2 separate regions of the Homo sapiens genome follow, and region 2 is linked to region 1. A link is a contact called in ENCODE Hi-C or POLR2A ChIA-PET data. All regions are on one chromosome and are shown on one strand. The core of a region is the stretch at or near the end of the contact, and the rest is flanking DNA. Distances in the headings are between cores, read along the strand shown. Region 1 holds the start of USP8 (ubiquitin specific peptidase 8). Region 2 overlaps TNFAIP8L3 (TNF alpha induced protein 8 like 3).

Region 1 (6,952 bases), core at 1,445-3,944:
GGCTTGGTGACATGCTACTCGGGAGGCTGAGGCAGGAGAATGGCGTGAACCCAGGAGGCAGAGGTTGCAGTGAGCTGAGATCGTACACTGCACTCCAGGCTGACAACAGAGCAAGACTCCATCTCAAAAAAAAAAAAAGAAGAAGAAGAAAGAAAGAAACTGGAAATTGGAAGTGTACCTGATTCTTCATCTGCTATATAAATGCAAACAAGAGTCCAATACAACTTTGTCATCAAAATTATAGTAGGCAAAGCACGGCCACAAATTCTTTGACATTTTTCCTTTCAAAGGTGAGGGTTGTACGCTGGTCTTTGCTCTAACCAACAGAGTATGTTGGAAGTAATGTTGTGCGAATTTCTGGGCTCAGGCTTTTTGGGAGACTGGCAGCTTCTACTTCCTGACTCCTCAAACATGTATTCTCGGAACCTAGCCGCCATACTGTTCAAGTCACGTGAAGAGGCTATGTGTGGGCATTCCAGTTGACATTTCCAGCTGAACTCCTAGCCAACATCAAACGCCTTCACGTGAATTAGCCATTTTGGATGTCCAGACCAGCTGAGCTCTCGGTTGACTCCAAACTCAGCTGCTTATCTGAATACAAACGCATTAAACTCTAGGTGAAAACCACTTAGCTAAGTCCAGGCAGGCCAGAGAAACAGGAGAGATACTAAATTACAGTTTTAAGTCACTATGTTTTGGAGTGATTTGTTATGCAGCAATAGGTAACTGGGACAACAACAAGGTATTTTTTAAATGTTTCCTTAATTATATCTAATTTTATTAGCAACACATACCTGAAGACATTTTTTTCCTTTCACTTCCATAAATATGAGTGCATTTTCATGGAGAAAAGTTCGTAATATAGTGCTAGACTTATGAAAAAAATTTAATGTACTGGCTTTATTTTCCAACTGTCTTACCCAAAAGTCATTTTGATTATTTTCCATTATGTCCACGCTTTTTATTTTTTATTTTTTGAGACGGAGTTTTGCTCTTGTCACCCAGGCTGGAGTGCAATGACGCAATCTCGGCTCACTGCAACCTTCGCTTTCCAGGTTCAAGCGATTCTCCTGCCTCAGCCTCCAGAGTAGCTGGGACTACAGGCGTGCACCACCACGCCCAGCTAATTTTGTATTTTTAGTAGAGACCGGGTTTCGCCATGTTGGCCAGGCTGATCTCGAACTCCTGACCTCAGTGATCCGCCCACCTCCGCCTCCCAAAGTGCTAGGATTACAGATGTGAGCCACTGCGCCCAGCCACGTCCACATTAATAAACAAATGCCCATAAAGATTAAAGTCCAAGTAAATATATTAAAAAACGAAATGCTAAAAAAGGCACCTTTAAAACATTTTTGTTAGTTTTTCTTATACATTGTTTTCTTAAAAAAACAGATGTCTATGTGCAAAATTTCATTAATGAGAGGTGTATTTTTTTTTTAAACTACTACAGGGTCTTCACTAATATTAAAGATGCATCCAATGTGTCACAAGAAAAGGAATACATATTTCAAAGCAGCCATATCAACATGATAAAGACATAACACAACCGATATCACCTTCCAGATATGCTTAATAGTCCAGGGATATGCTGTAAGGAGAAACTACCCAAATCCATCATGAATGACATTCACCAACGAATCTTAAACAGAATCGGCTGAAATGCAAAAATCTGCTTACATAGCAAAGCCGCAGCAGAGCAAGCCTAAAACAGGAATACTTCCTTAACAAATACCACTTGGCATTTTTAATGGCTGCAGCAAGATATTTACAAAACTAACGATGCTTTGCAGATTCAGAAAAGGTAACATCCTTTAGATATAAATCCCTTTCATCTGAAACCCTCAGGTCTCTTAACAAATACTAAATTCCTTAGGCTCTGCAACACCTCCGTGTCAGGTAAATTTTTTGTTAGTGATTAAGTGACTTGTTCAAGGTCACAGAATGAACTGGAGGCAAGAAATAAACCCAGGAGGGTGGTCTGCAGCTTTATAATGCACATCACTGCTAGTAAGGATTCTGATAATTTCCAAGGTGGAGTGGCGGTGAAATTAACTTGTCCCACAACTCTAGGATGGAAGGCACTTTTTAGGGGAAAAAAAAAAAATCTTCTATTTGAGGAAGTCATAGTTTTAACTCTGACAAGCTTATAGGGTCTTTAAACTCAAACTTCACTAAAATCAAGTGTGACTGGGGAAGAAGAGAAACTGGGAAACAGTTTTAGGAGCTACAGTAAGGCCTGGGATTGTAGGCAGATTGCAGAAAAAAAAAAAAACCGGAAGCAAGAGGAAAGAGGTCAAAGTCGGGTATAAGTGTCCAAGAGAACGGAAGATTGGTCAAAGCCACCTTTTAAAACCAAAAAAACACACGAAACTCGCTTGGCAATCCTAGGTAGATGGCGTAAAAGACTCAAGGTTGGGCCTTTCCTCTCCACAAGCTGATTCTACCTTTAGGAGTTGTCCCACTCCTCTCCGCGGACAGAGCTTGTCTCCGGGGTAACCAGCAGCTGGTGGAAGGAAAGGCGTTCATCGTTCACAGCGGACGACTTCCCAGAGAACAGGTGCTAGGGCCCAAGACCCGCACTCACCGTGACGCCGGGCGCGCTTCACTAACGCCAGCCTTCTCGCCAAATGCCCATCTCCCAAGAACTCGAGGGAGAATTAGCCTTGGCTACCAGGACGGAAGCCAGCCCAGCTCACCCCCTTTTCCCGATTTGCATTGCGAGGCGACGCGTCGCGTCTCCAGACGTCACGGCAGGGGCGGGGCTTCGCGTGCGCTCCCTTGACTCCTCTCTCTTCCACCGCCCTCCCCTTTTCGGTGAGGGCCGCGGGGCGAGGGATGGTCGAGGGAGGGTCGAGGAGGACGTTATGGGTGGGCGGTGGCGGCAAGGGCGGGGTTTCTCTGAGTCGGGTCAACATAGTTGGCCGGTCCCTTACCCCCCGCACTGCACCCTGCATTTCCGGGTTGCAAGGCGGCGCCTGGGCCTTGTTGTGGAAGAAGCAAGGTTGCTCTTGCGTCCCTTTACTACGTTATTTTCCTCCTCAGATTGGAAATTAGAAAAAAGGGGATTTAACGCCCCTCTATTTCTGGCTAAACATTCTCTGAAGCCAAGCCTTTGGTCAAAGAAAAACAAGTATTATCCTAAAACATATTTTATGTACAATTTTTAACGTCACTTAAAAGGCCCCGGCGAGGCTGGGCACGGTGGCTCACGCCTGTAATCCCAGCGCTTTGGGAGGCCGAGGCGGGCAAATGATGAGGTCAGGAGTTCGAGACCAGCCTGGCCAACATGGTGAAACCCCCGTCTCTATTAAGAATACAAAAAATTAGCTTGGCGTGGTGGCGTGCGCCTGTAATCCTAGCTACTCCAGTGGCTGAGGCAGGAGAATTGCTTAAACCCGGGGAGCGAAGGTTGCAATGAGCCGAGATCGCGCTACTGCACTCCAGCCTGGGCAGCAGAGCAAGACTCCGTCTGGTTGGGCGAAGGCCCCGTGTAATAGAAACGAAATGAGACGTCTGAACTTTCTCGCGAGCTGATCTTTGTACTCTCTTAGAGAAAGGTGATTGGATGCTCCGGTTGCCTGTAAACATAAAATTGACTTGGGTGGAGCTTTAGGCAGTAGTCACTAAGTCCTCAGGAACATTCCAGGTGTCTCAGGGATGGGAAATCTGGCTAGCGAGGTCTAGTAAATGCTTTAAGTGAAAGTGTGTGCCACATGGTACAGTGTACACTGCTCGGGTGATGGGTGCACCAAAATCTCAGAAATGACCACTAAAGAACTTTTCCATGCAACCTGTTCCTCCAAAACTACTGAAATAAAAATTTTTAAAAATAAAAAAGGATAAAATAAAGAAAGTGTGTTCAATGAATTTGTGATGAAGGCCAGGTTGCAGTGGCCCAGGCCTGTAATCCCAGCACTTTGGGAGGCTGAGGCAGGAGGATCCCTTGATCCCAAGAGACAGAGACCAGCTTGAGCAACAAAGGGAGACCCTCATCTCTACAAAACAAAAATTTAAAAATTAGACCGGGAGCGGTAGCTCACGCCTGTAATCCCAGCACTTTGGGAGGCCAAGGTGGGCAGATCACTTGAGGTCAGGAGTTTGAGACCAGCCTGGCCAAAATGGCAAAACCTGGTCTCTACTAAAAATACAAACATTAGCTGGGCATGGTGGCGCGTGCCTGTAATCCCAGCTACTGAGGAGGCTGAGTCAGTGAATCGCTTGAACCTGGAAGGTGGAGGTTGCAGTGAGCCGAGATCGTGCCACTGCACTCCAGCCTGGGCAACAGAGCGAGACTCCTTCTCCAAAGAAAAAATCTAAGTTACAAATAGGATTTCCATTTTCCATAGAATCTAAAACTCCCCAAATTGCTGTGAACTACAGCAGTATTTTCTCCATTTGGTAAGAGACATAAGGACAGCTTAACTACCCTTCTTTATCCAAACTAAGTCAAAAACAGAACCCAGGTTTCCTGATTCCCACTCCCAAGTAAAACTAAATAGGTTTTATGTATGTTGCAGCTGTTGCACCCTTTTCCTCTTTGAAATAAAACTTTTCTATTTCATTGGGGAAAGAAAACATGACTGAAAGTCCAAAATGTGGCCAGGCGCGGTGGTTCATGCCTGTAATCCCAGCACTTTGGGAGGCCAAGGCGGACGGATCACGAGGTCAGGAGATCGAGACCATCCTGGCTAACACGGTGAAACCCCATCTCTGCTAAAAATACAAAAAATTAGCCAGGCGTGGTGGAGGGCGCCTGTAGTCCCAGCTACTCAGGAGGCTGAGGCAGGAGAATGGCGTGAACCCGAGAGGTGGAGCTTGCAGTGAGCCGAGATGGTGCCACTGCACTCCAGCCTGGGCGACAGAGCAAGACTCCATCTCGAAAAAAAAAAGAAAGTCCAAAGTGTTAGCTTAGAGCTCAAAACACTAGCTGCTGTTTCAAGGTCCAGGACATTAAATCCAGATGAGGGCCTTCACCTTTGACACCTGCCCTCGAGTCCTTCAGACATGTTGAGAGAGACTGAGACAGGGGTCTTGCAGGGTCAGGCAGGAAGGAGAAGCACAGCAATATACATATATAATATACATAAAACTGATTAGATTTGTTTAAGAGTGGTGGGGATTAGGGCCATGTGGAGAACTCATGGCCTGTCTACATTGTTGCCATGTGGTAATGGGGCAGAGTATTGCCAATTTTCTGATTTTCTGTGTGTGGGAAAAATCTCCAAACTGGTTTTTAAATTTGGGGAATATATATATATATATATATAACCCATATACATACGGATTATGTTAGTTGACAACAACAGTATACATAAAAAAATTTACAAACACTGCAAAACAAATAAAATCCAAGCCATCCATTTGTGACCATAGTCATAAGCATTAACTTAGCCAGGGGCTTTTAGATAATTCTCTGTTAAAGAGGAATTCTGAGAAAAGACTAAGATAACCAAAATGAACATAATGTCAAAGAATGAAATCATGGGAACAATTTGGATTTTGTTCCAAAGTCAAGTGTTTTTTAAAGAATCTTTCCATACTTCATGTTTTGTTCTATGGAGTTCAACCTTTTGACTTCCATGGCCCTTTAGATCTCTTTCGAGCACATTCCATGATTTTTCTCCTGATCATACTCCCTCCACAAAAACCTTTTTCAGCTGGGTGTGGGAGCTCACTCCTGTAATCCCAGCACTATGGGAGGCTGAGGTGCGTGGATTGCTTGAGGTCAGGAGTTTGAGATCAGCCTGGGCAACATAGCAAGACCCTATCCCTACAAAATATTAAAAAATTAGCCTGGCACAGTTGGTGCATGCCTGTAGTCCAAGCTACTTGGGAGGCTGAGGCAGGAGGATTGGTTGCACCCAGGAGTTTGAGGCTTCAGTGAGCTGTAATTCCGCCACTGAACTCCATCCTGGGTGATGGAGTGAAGACCCTGTCTCTTTGAAAAAAATAATAATAACGATAATTAATTTTTAAAAACCCCTTTTTAATTTCCCAACATTTTTTGGCTACTATGATCTCTAAGTGTTACTTCAAATAATTTCCAGTGAATCCACACTTGATGTTGCAGAGCCTGAGTTTGCTGCAGAAATATAATTTCCCACACTCTATGCCTAAAGGGGATTCAGAGCTATCACTGAAAACCAAAAGTATTGGTTTTTAAAGGTGCTTAGACAAAAAAGTCAGGAAAGGCACTCTAAATGTTTAACAGCAATCATCTTTGGGGTATGGGCATCTTGGTAGGTACAGTGTGGTGGATGTCCGTATTTTATCCACCTGAGAGATTATTTGAACTTGTTACACTGAATGTGTATTACTTTTATAATAAAAAATAATTAAGATTTAAAACAATGTATTTGATTAGTAAAAAGCAAATTATATAAATCAGTTTAATAATAATGTTAAGGAGGCCATTAAACAATGATTTGACCAAATCCATATCAAAGTTTGATTGAATTTTTTGGAAATCAGATATTGTGTTACTCTCTGCCCTGTTCTCTGTGAAGTCTTTTCCTTAAACAACTACAAACTTATATGAATAATAGTTCACAAAACTTTGTTGTCCTCTTCCTCTGTAGAAATTAAAACCAAATATATATAATTGAGAAATAATTATAATACTCTTCATTCCTATAAAAGTAATTAAGATAGACCTATAGGATTGTTGAGTATGGCTGCTAAATACAGTAACTAGTAACCACAGCTAGTTGTAAAATTAAAAATTCAGTTCAGTCAAAATATCCATATTTCAAGTGCTCAACAGCCCCTGGTAACTATTGGTTACCTTATTGACCAGCAGATACAGGCTACTTCCATTATTAAAGAAAGCTCTAATGGACAGCACTGGACTAGGGCATGTATTCTGTATTTTTCCCCTCACCCACCATCCAGTAATGAATAATAGTAAAGAGTAAAAGCAAAAAAAAAAAAAAAAAAGTATTGTAACAAACCA
Region 2 (7,243 bases), core at 421-2,920, 650 kb before region 1:
CGAAGCCTGCTGTCAGCCTGGTGTGGAAAATAGAACAGTAGCTGGGGTAGAGAGATGAGCAAGGAGACAGACAAGCATTCGGGGAAGAAACCATGAGGGTCTGTACTGAGGTAGCGAAAGAGAGGCAGAGGAAGGCAGGTGCATTTAAAGATGTTACAGAAGCTGAATAGACAGTCGGAGGCCTCGTTAGATATGGGAGGTGAGGGAGAGAAATAAGGCAAGGATGGTCCCCAGGTTCTTGTCTGGACACAGGCCGGTGGCAGAGTCACGTATCATACAAGGAGAGGACTTCAGGAGGGTTGGAGAAAGGAGCTGAGAGAAATGTTGAATGTGGAGGGGGAGGGATCAGGCAAGCAGTTATGGATGGGAGAGTCCCCTGGACTGGGGAACATGCGGGGCAGGGGTCAGTCCATGGGACAGGGGTGGCATCTCACACTTGGGAAGTGTCTAGCGAGAGAAGAGGACCCTGAGTGAGCTCAGGAGGACACCCAGACATGAAGCATAGACAGAGGAGGAGGAGGCCTGGAGGAGGCTAAGGAGGGCCAGAAGAGGTGGGGTTAGGAAAGCAAGACCAACAGAGGGTCCCCTGCTGCTGGTGACCAGGTAAGCCGTGTGTATCGGGGTGCCCTCAGCGTTCCAGGATTACAAGTAGTTAGCATATCTGCCCCCCGGAAACAGCCTTTAGAACCCCCCGCCCCCGCTTATATTTGTGACAACCGAAAATGCCCTCCCATGTTTCCAAACACTCCTCAGGGCCAATTACAAGATTATTTGGTGACCTTGGTGAGAGCGGTTACCAAGGAGTCTGTGGTGAAAGCCAGGGAAGAATAAAACCACAGCTCCTCTGTCCTGCCGTGGCCATTCCCTCCTCAGGCCTCTTCCGGGGCTGCCCAATCACTATTTATTTTTTGAGGTTTAAATGTATATTATTGAGTTCCTAGCACATGTCAGGGACGCCACGGTGAACACGACAGTTAAGGTGATGCAGAAGTTTTTGCCCCTTAGTTCAGCTAAAACGGGGTTCTTGTCACATGACCAGGAAAGATGAGGTCCGCAGACACATTGAAAGGTGAGGGGAGCAGAATTTATTAAAAGAAAGCTCTCGGAGAAAAAAATAAGTGGTCCTGCTAACAGGCTTCCACCTCACAGACTGAATTCCAGGCCAGCACACTCGAGCTGGAGTCCAGGCTCCTCCCCCTGCCCAAGGCGCGAAATCCTGAGGCTCCGCCCCCTGTTCCCCCAGTGCGCATGTGCATATTATTAAGCGAGAAGCTGTCGGGGAAGGGAGGGCAGACAAGGGTGTTCTCCCTCTGGGTTGCGGGTTTCTTACGGGACCGGCAGTCGGGTCTTTCAGCTTTCAGACTGTTTTAGGCTTGAATGGGGTGTTTTGCAAGGGACCCCTTGGCTGTCTCCTGTCTCTATCAAAGGTCTCCCCTCTCGGAACTGCCAGGGTACAAACAATTGAAGCCAGGTGGGGGTTCCTTGACTAGGCCCCCTTGCATAAGATGGGAGCGGGGTGGGCAGCAGGGCGTGCTTGGCTTAGGGAGGAGCTGCGCTGAGCAAAGCGGGATGAGAGGCTGGGGAGACAGGCGGGGCAGCTGGGATATGGGACCAGCGGGAAGGGCTGGCCTTGAGGTTTCGGACACGAGTCCCACCCACAGCTACGTCAGCACAGGGCGGCCTGCCGGGGCCTGGGGGCCTGGCAGTCTGTGGTTTGGTCTGTGGGCACTGAGGCCAACACAGGAAGAGGCCTTGGGGAGAGCCAGCATGACGCCTGCTGACCGCACGCTCTGTGGCGAGCACAGGCCAAGGACTGACAGAGGAGGCTGAGGTCTAATGGAGGAGTCAAGGGCCCCAGGGAAACAGGGGAGGGAGCAGCATTTTGGAGGGAAGTCACAGATAAGGAAAGCTGGAGGCTCCAAGGTCGATGCCCCAGGTGTTACACAGTGAGAAAGAAGCAGGAGGATTCCATTTACGAAGAATGGCGGGAGTAGAATGGGGGGCGGCAGGAATCCAGCACGGGAGAGGAGGAACGCGGAGGACCTCTCCACAGGCATCAGCGCACATCTGATGCGTGCCCAGATGATGACAAAAATTCAATTTATCATACTTAAGGGGTTACTATTAAATTGAGAAAGCAAATTAGCAGAATCTTCTAGTCTGCTTTCTCATTTAACAGACCCAGAAACCAGCAGGTAAAGAGATGGGCCCATGGCACACAGTGAGTGCGCTGGGGGTGGCAGGGGCAGGGCAGGGCTGGAGGCCGGGCTCTGTCTTCCACTTCCTGCTGCTGGCTCAGTGGCAAAAGTCAGGACCAGGACTGGGCTCTCTCGTTTTCCCTGTATCCGAGGAGCTAGCTACTCCATGGATACACCCTGGCATCTTGATTGTGCAGGACAGCCATTCTCAGCATCTTTGAGTGACCACACCTGGTGATTTGGTTGGAAAACAGTGAAACCTTTTGGTGGTACTTCTTTACGTTACCATGAAGTATAAAAAATTCTATTCTTAGCCATTTGTGGCCTTAGAGTTTAATTTAGAAAGGAAGCCTGAGAGAAAGTCACATTTCTGAGAAACTTCCAGGAAGTTAAGCCTCCACAGCTAGTTGGCCCCTCCCATTACGTGATGTGAATGGGATTCCCCCTGGACTCAGAGTGGTTCCATCACAGTAGCGGTCCCAGCAGAGCTTAGGAGCCCAACCTCAGGAGATCTTGCGGGTGTCATCCCACCTCCCATCTGCTAACAACATCCCTCAACACTGTCATTCCACAGGCCAGATATTGACCATGACACCAGCAGATATTAAAAATGTGGCTTGACTTGTCTTAAATCCGTAAACAAAACCAGTTTTACTACAGAGTATATGTAAGGGAGATTATAAGCAATATATTACATGTCCCTTTCCTGCTGTTCCGCATTCAGATTGACTGAAATCCAAAAATGTCATTGTTCAGGATTCATATTTCACTAAAAAAAAAATCAAGTAGAACACTGAGGAAGCCATAATGCTGTCTGCCAAATCATCTCCCATACAGAAGTACCTTCTGGTTTCTTCTCCCTCGTGTGTTCTGACCTCTCAAGTACAGCTAACAGTTTGTCTAGTTGTTGTTAAGCTCACTAAGCTGAGGGTTTACATGTTACTACATTAATTAATTAGAGCACCTTCCAGTAGCCTCAGTCCACTGTCACAGGCCATGTTTTGTTTCTTTTTTCCAAGATAGACGAGTTTGTTCCATTTTATTGTTTTGCACATTTTAGGTTCTGCATCCATCCTCCAAAAATTACAGCATTCCAAAGACTGACATTTTTATTGCATTAGACTGTTTACTAATTTCACATATTACGGTGTTGGCATGCTCCCATGGCTCTGAATGTGGCATCCTACTGGTGTCCTTGTTAGCAGTCTGGTGTTCTGAGCCTGAGTTCTTGGGTGCCTGCCGTGGTAGAGAAAGTTTGGGAGCTGCCAGCAGAGAGAGAGAGGATTGCCCAGAGAGACAGAACGTGGACTGTGCTATTCCAAGCCCGACAGCTCCTGAGTATATTAAAATAGCTCATGAGTGTGAAGGGGCGTAAATGGGGAGGCTCCAGGGGTGGCAGGAAGGAGGGGTGCTTCTGCCATGGAGAAAGGGTTTACTGCTGGAACTGAACACTGAGAGCATGGTGGGCAATCCCTCTGGCCCCCAGGTGATGCTGCTGTTGTTGGGTCAAAGACAGGCAGAACCCAAGTGGGCCAAGCAGATAGCTCCGTATGAAAGGCAAAGGGTGGACCTTGTGCTTAGTTCAGAAGGCATTTGAGTACATTCAGTTCCACCTGCACATTGTGAATATGCACCTCCTTCCAGGTGTGGGTCCTGAACTGATGGAATCTGAGCCTCAAAGAACAAGAACAAACACGCTAAAATCATTCATCAGTCATTCATTTACTGAGACATATATACAAGACATATACTGAGTAACTTCTGCATAGTAGGCAGTTCTGCTTATGGGGATTCACAGGTCTTCTGAGCATCAATCCCTAAGAACTCAGCACCGGATGCGGAAAGTAGATGGCCAGTCGCAGTGCAGCACAGGAACAGGGCTACCACTGAGCTAGGTGTGAGGGCCAGCCTCCCTGACAAGAGGGATATAAGGGTTGGCCAGGGGCTCATGGTGGGAGGGGACCTTCAGCGGCAACAAACAACCTGTCAGCTGTGCCTCTTCCACCTGGGCGAGGGTCCACTGGATTCAGCTATGGCACGAGAGTCAGGGCATGGCTGGCAGCCAGGGCAGCACCCTTAGGGAGAGCTGGCTTGACTTCTGGTACTGTTTGGCTGTCATCCCGACTATTTCAGCCAGTTGGGTTAGGGCAAAACCATTTTTGTGAAGAGTTGAGCCTCCTTTTGGCTTTGAATTGGGCAAGCAGGCCTCTGGTAGGAGGGATGGGATCCGGTGGGCAGAGCCAGAGGTCTGTTCATGGAGCTCCTCTTCAGTATCTCCTGTTACTTTGTTACTTAGGAAGGAGCATTAGAAGGGAATCCTACCATGTGCCAAAAGGCACCCTTTTCCCCAACAGGCAGCCTGCTGCTAGGTTGTTACTTTCTGCAGATACTTCATAGCAAAAACTGGAAACAGTTTGAAACCTACCAAGAGGGGACCAGTAGAGAAAATGGTGGCATGTGCTATTGTCAAAAAACAATGATGTAGTACATTTGTTGTCATGGAAAGATATCCTCAGAATGTCGAGTGAAATGCAGGCTAGTTTTACTAAAACTGTCAAAAAACAGTTAATCCCCACCTTACATAAACACTCTCAGACACAGAAAAAGAAGGAAAGCTACTCAATCCGTTTTATGGGACTAGTCTTCTCTGACATCAAAATTTGACAAAGATAGTACTATGAAAAAGTTATAGACCAATCTCACTTTTGAGTATAGTTGCAAAATGCAATATTTACTAGTAGAATTCACCAGTATAGTAAATACATATGCATCATTGACCAAGTAGGGCTTATCCTGGGAATATAATGATGATTTAAATCAAAAAGTCTTTGAATAATTGGTTAAATTTACATATTATAAGATAAATTATATGATCATCTCAGTGGATACAAAGAAATTGTTTGCTAAAATTGGATACATTTCTACTTAAAAGCAAACAATGCCTTAGCAAAATAGGAATAAAAGGAAGATAACTTGATAAGGGGTATCCATCAAAACCCACAGCAAACATTGCATACTCAGGGAAATTTTAGAGACAATCCTGTTAAAGTTAGGAACAAGACCAGGATGCCATGTAATGCTATTCAACACTGTGCTGGATGTTTTCTACCGGTGTTATAAAGCAGGAAAAAGAAATAGGGGGTCAAAGAAAACAATCATTTTGTGTAGGCAATGTTGTCTACATTAAAAAGTCCAAGAGATGCTATATAAATTAGAACTCATAACAGAGCTCGGCAAAATGTCTCAATTGGAGATAAGTATACAGGGATCAGTTGGGTTCCTATGCATCATTAATAACCATTTAGAAACTGTAATAGAAAAAAATTAACAGCAGCAACCAAAACTGTAAGGTAGCTAGAAGTAAATCTAATGAAAGATATGCAAGAGATTTATGGAGATGACTGTAAACATAATTGAAGGACACAGAAGAAGATATGACTAAATGGAGAGACATGTCATGTTAATGGAGAGGAAGATTCAGTATCATAAAGATACCAGTTTAGGCTGGGCGTGGTGGCTCACGCCTATAGTCCCAGCACTTTGGGAGGCCAAGGCAGGCAGATCACCTGAGGTCGGGAGTTTGAGACCAGCCTGACCAACATGGAGGAACCCCATCTCTACTAAAAATACAAAATTAGCCAGGCATGGTGGCGCATGCCTGTAATCCCAGCTACTCAGGAGGCTGAGGCAGAAGAATCGCTTGAAACCGGGAGGTGGAGGTTGCAGTGAGCCGAGATTGCACCATTGCACTCCAGCCTGGGCAACAAGAGCAAAACTCTGTCTCAAAAAAAAAAAAAAAAAAAAAAAGGATCCCAGTTTACTTCAGATCAACATAGAGTGCTCATGGCATTTGATCATATTATCCTAAAATTCCTATGGAAGAATAAAGGCAAGAATAATCAAGACAGTTTCTAAGCAGAATAAAGTGAGGGTGAGGAGGGGCACTTCCCTTTGGACTATCATGACTTACGAGTTATATTAAGAAAACTTGGTTTTTGTACTGAAATAGACCAGAGTCTAATAAACAGAGTAAAAAACTCAAAAACAGATCTATGCAATATAGAAACCTGATATGAAAAGAAGGGGCCTACCAGATAGGTAGCAGAAGTATGAACTATTCAATAAATAGAATAAATCGTGGGGAGAAAAAGATTCCCAACCTCATGCAATATGTACAGATAATTTTCAGATTGATTAAAGACCTAAATGTGAAAAACAAAACCTTTAAACCTCTGGAAAATATATGGTTATCTTTTATCACCTCATGGCAAGAGAAGAATTTTTAAAATGAGATACAGAAACCACCAACCATCAAGGAAAAGATTGATAAATTAGACTATTAAAATTTTAGATTTCTGGCCAGGCGCGGTGGCTTATGCCTATAATCTCAGCACTTTGGGAGGCTAAGAGGAGGCAGATCACTTGAGATCAGGAGTTCGAGATCAGCCTGACCAACATAGAGAAACCCCATCTGTACTAAAAATACAAAATTAGCCGGGCATGGTGGTGCATGCCTGTAATCCCAGTTACTCGGGAGGCTGCAGCAAGAGAATTGCTTGAAACCAGGAGGCAGAGGTTGCGGTGAGCCGAGATCGTGCCATTGCACTCCAGCCTGGGCAACAAGAGTGAAACTCCATCTAAAAAAAAAATAGCTTTCTGTATGATTAAAGACACCATAATAAAGTTAAAATGTAATGCTACAGACTGGGAAGAGATAGTTGCCAGCCCTGTGATCAGCAGAGGCTTAGAATCATAAGCAAAATATACAAAAAAGAAAAATATATATAATTCAACTGAAAAAATGAGTAAATTATATGAACAAGCAATTTGCAGAAGAGAAAAACCTTAATGCCCAATAAACACAAATACATTGACTCTCACCAGCAATCAGGAACATGCATATTAAAACAAGGTACCATTTTATACCTATCAGATTGGCAAAAATTAAAAAGTTGGATGATTTGAAGTGTTGATGAGGAAGTGCAACCACAGGAACTCAAGACACTGCTGCTGGGAGTGAAAATGAGTGCAGTCTCTCTGGAGAG

What was found. A loop is a pair of places that touch in the nucleus more often than their neighbours do. ChIA-PET counts read pairs that join two places held with the same protein, here RNA polymerase II (POLR2A). Pooled maps may share reads with other maps.
Region 2: a loop to region 1 is called in a pooled map, with 5 times the contacts of the local background. The contact joins the enhancer-like site here to the promoter of USP8 in region 1. A Hi-C loop is called at or near these places in 1 of 168 maps with a recorded cell type or tissue (ascending aorta) and 7 of 50 pooled maps. POLR2A ChIA-PET finds 5 or more read pairs at or near these places in 2 of 52 experiments (PC-9 and naive thymus-derived CD4-positive, alpha-beta T cell).

What each region holds. Positions count from the first base shown.
Region 1 is chr15:50,420,147-50,427,098 of GRCh38, reverse strand. USP8 (ubiquitin specific peptidase 8) reads right to left here and starts at 2,694. Exons shown (of 20, transcript NM_005154.5): 1 at 2,585-2,694. RefSeq lists enhancers at 2,447-2,836, 2,875-3,871 and a silencer at 2,947-2,996.
Region 2 is chr15:51,071,753-51,078,995 of GRCh38, reverse strand. All of the region lies in intron 1 of TNFAIP8L3 (TNF alpha induced protein 8 like 3), which reads left to right. All of the region lies in intron 1 of MIR4713HG (MIR4713 host gene), which reads right to left. Among named protein-coding and RNA genes, the nearest start is that of TNFAIP8L3, 20 kb to the left of the region's middle. RefSeq lists enhancers at 1-63, 1,110-1,404, 1,669-2,225. Within about 2 kb of position 1,670, at least 21 of the 41 ENCODE cell types and tissues checked have a DNase peak (open chromatin) inside an H3K27ac peak, as active enhancers do; they include ascending aorta, where a contact is called at or near this core.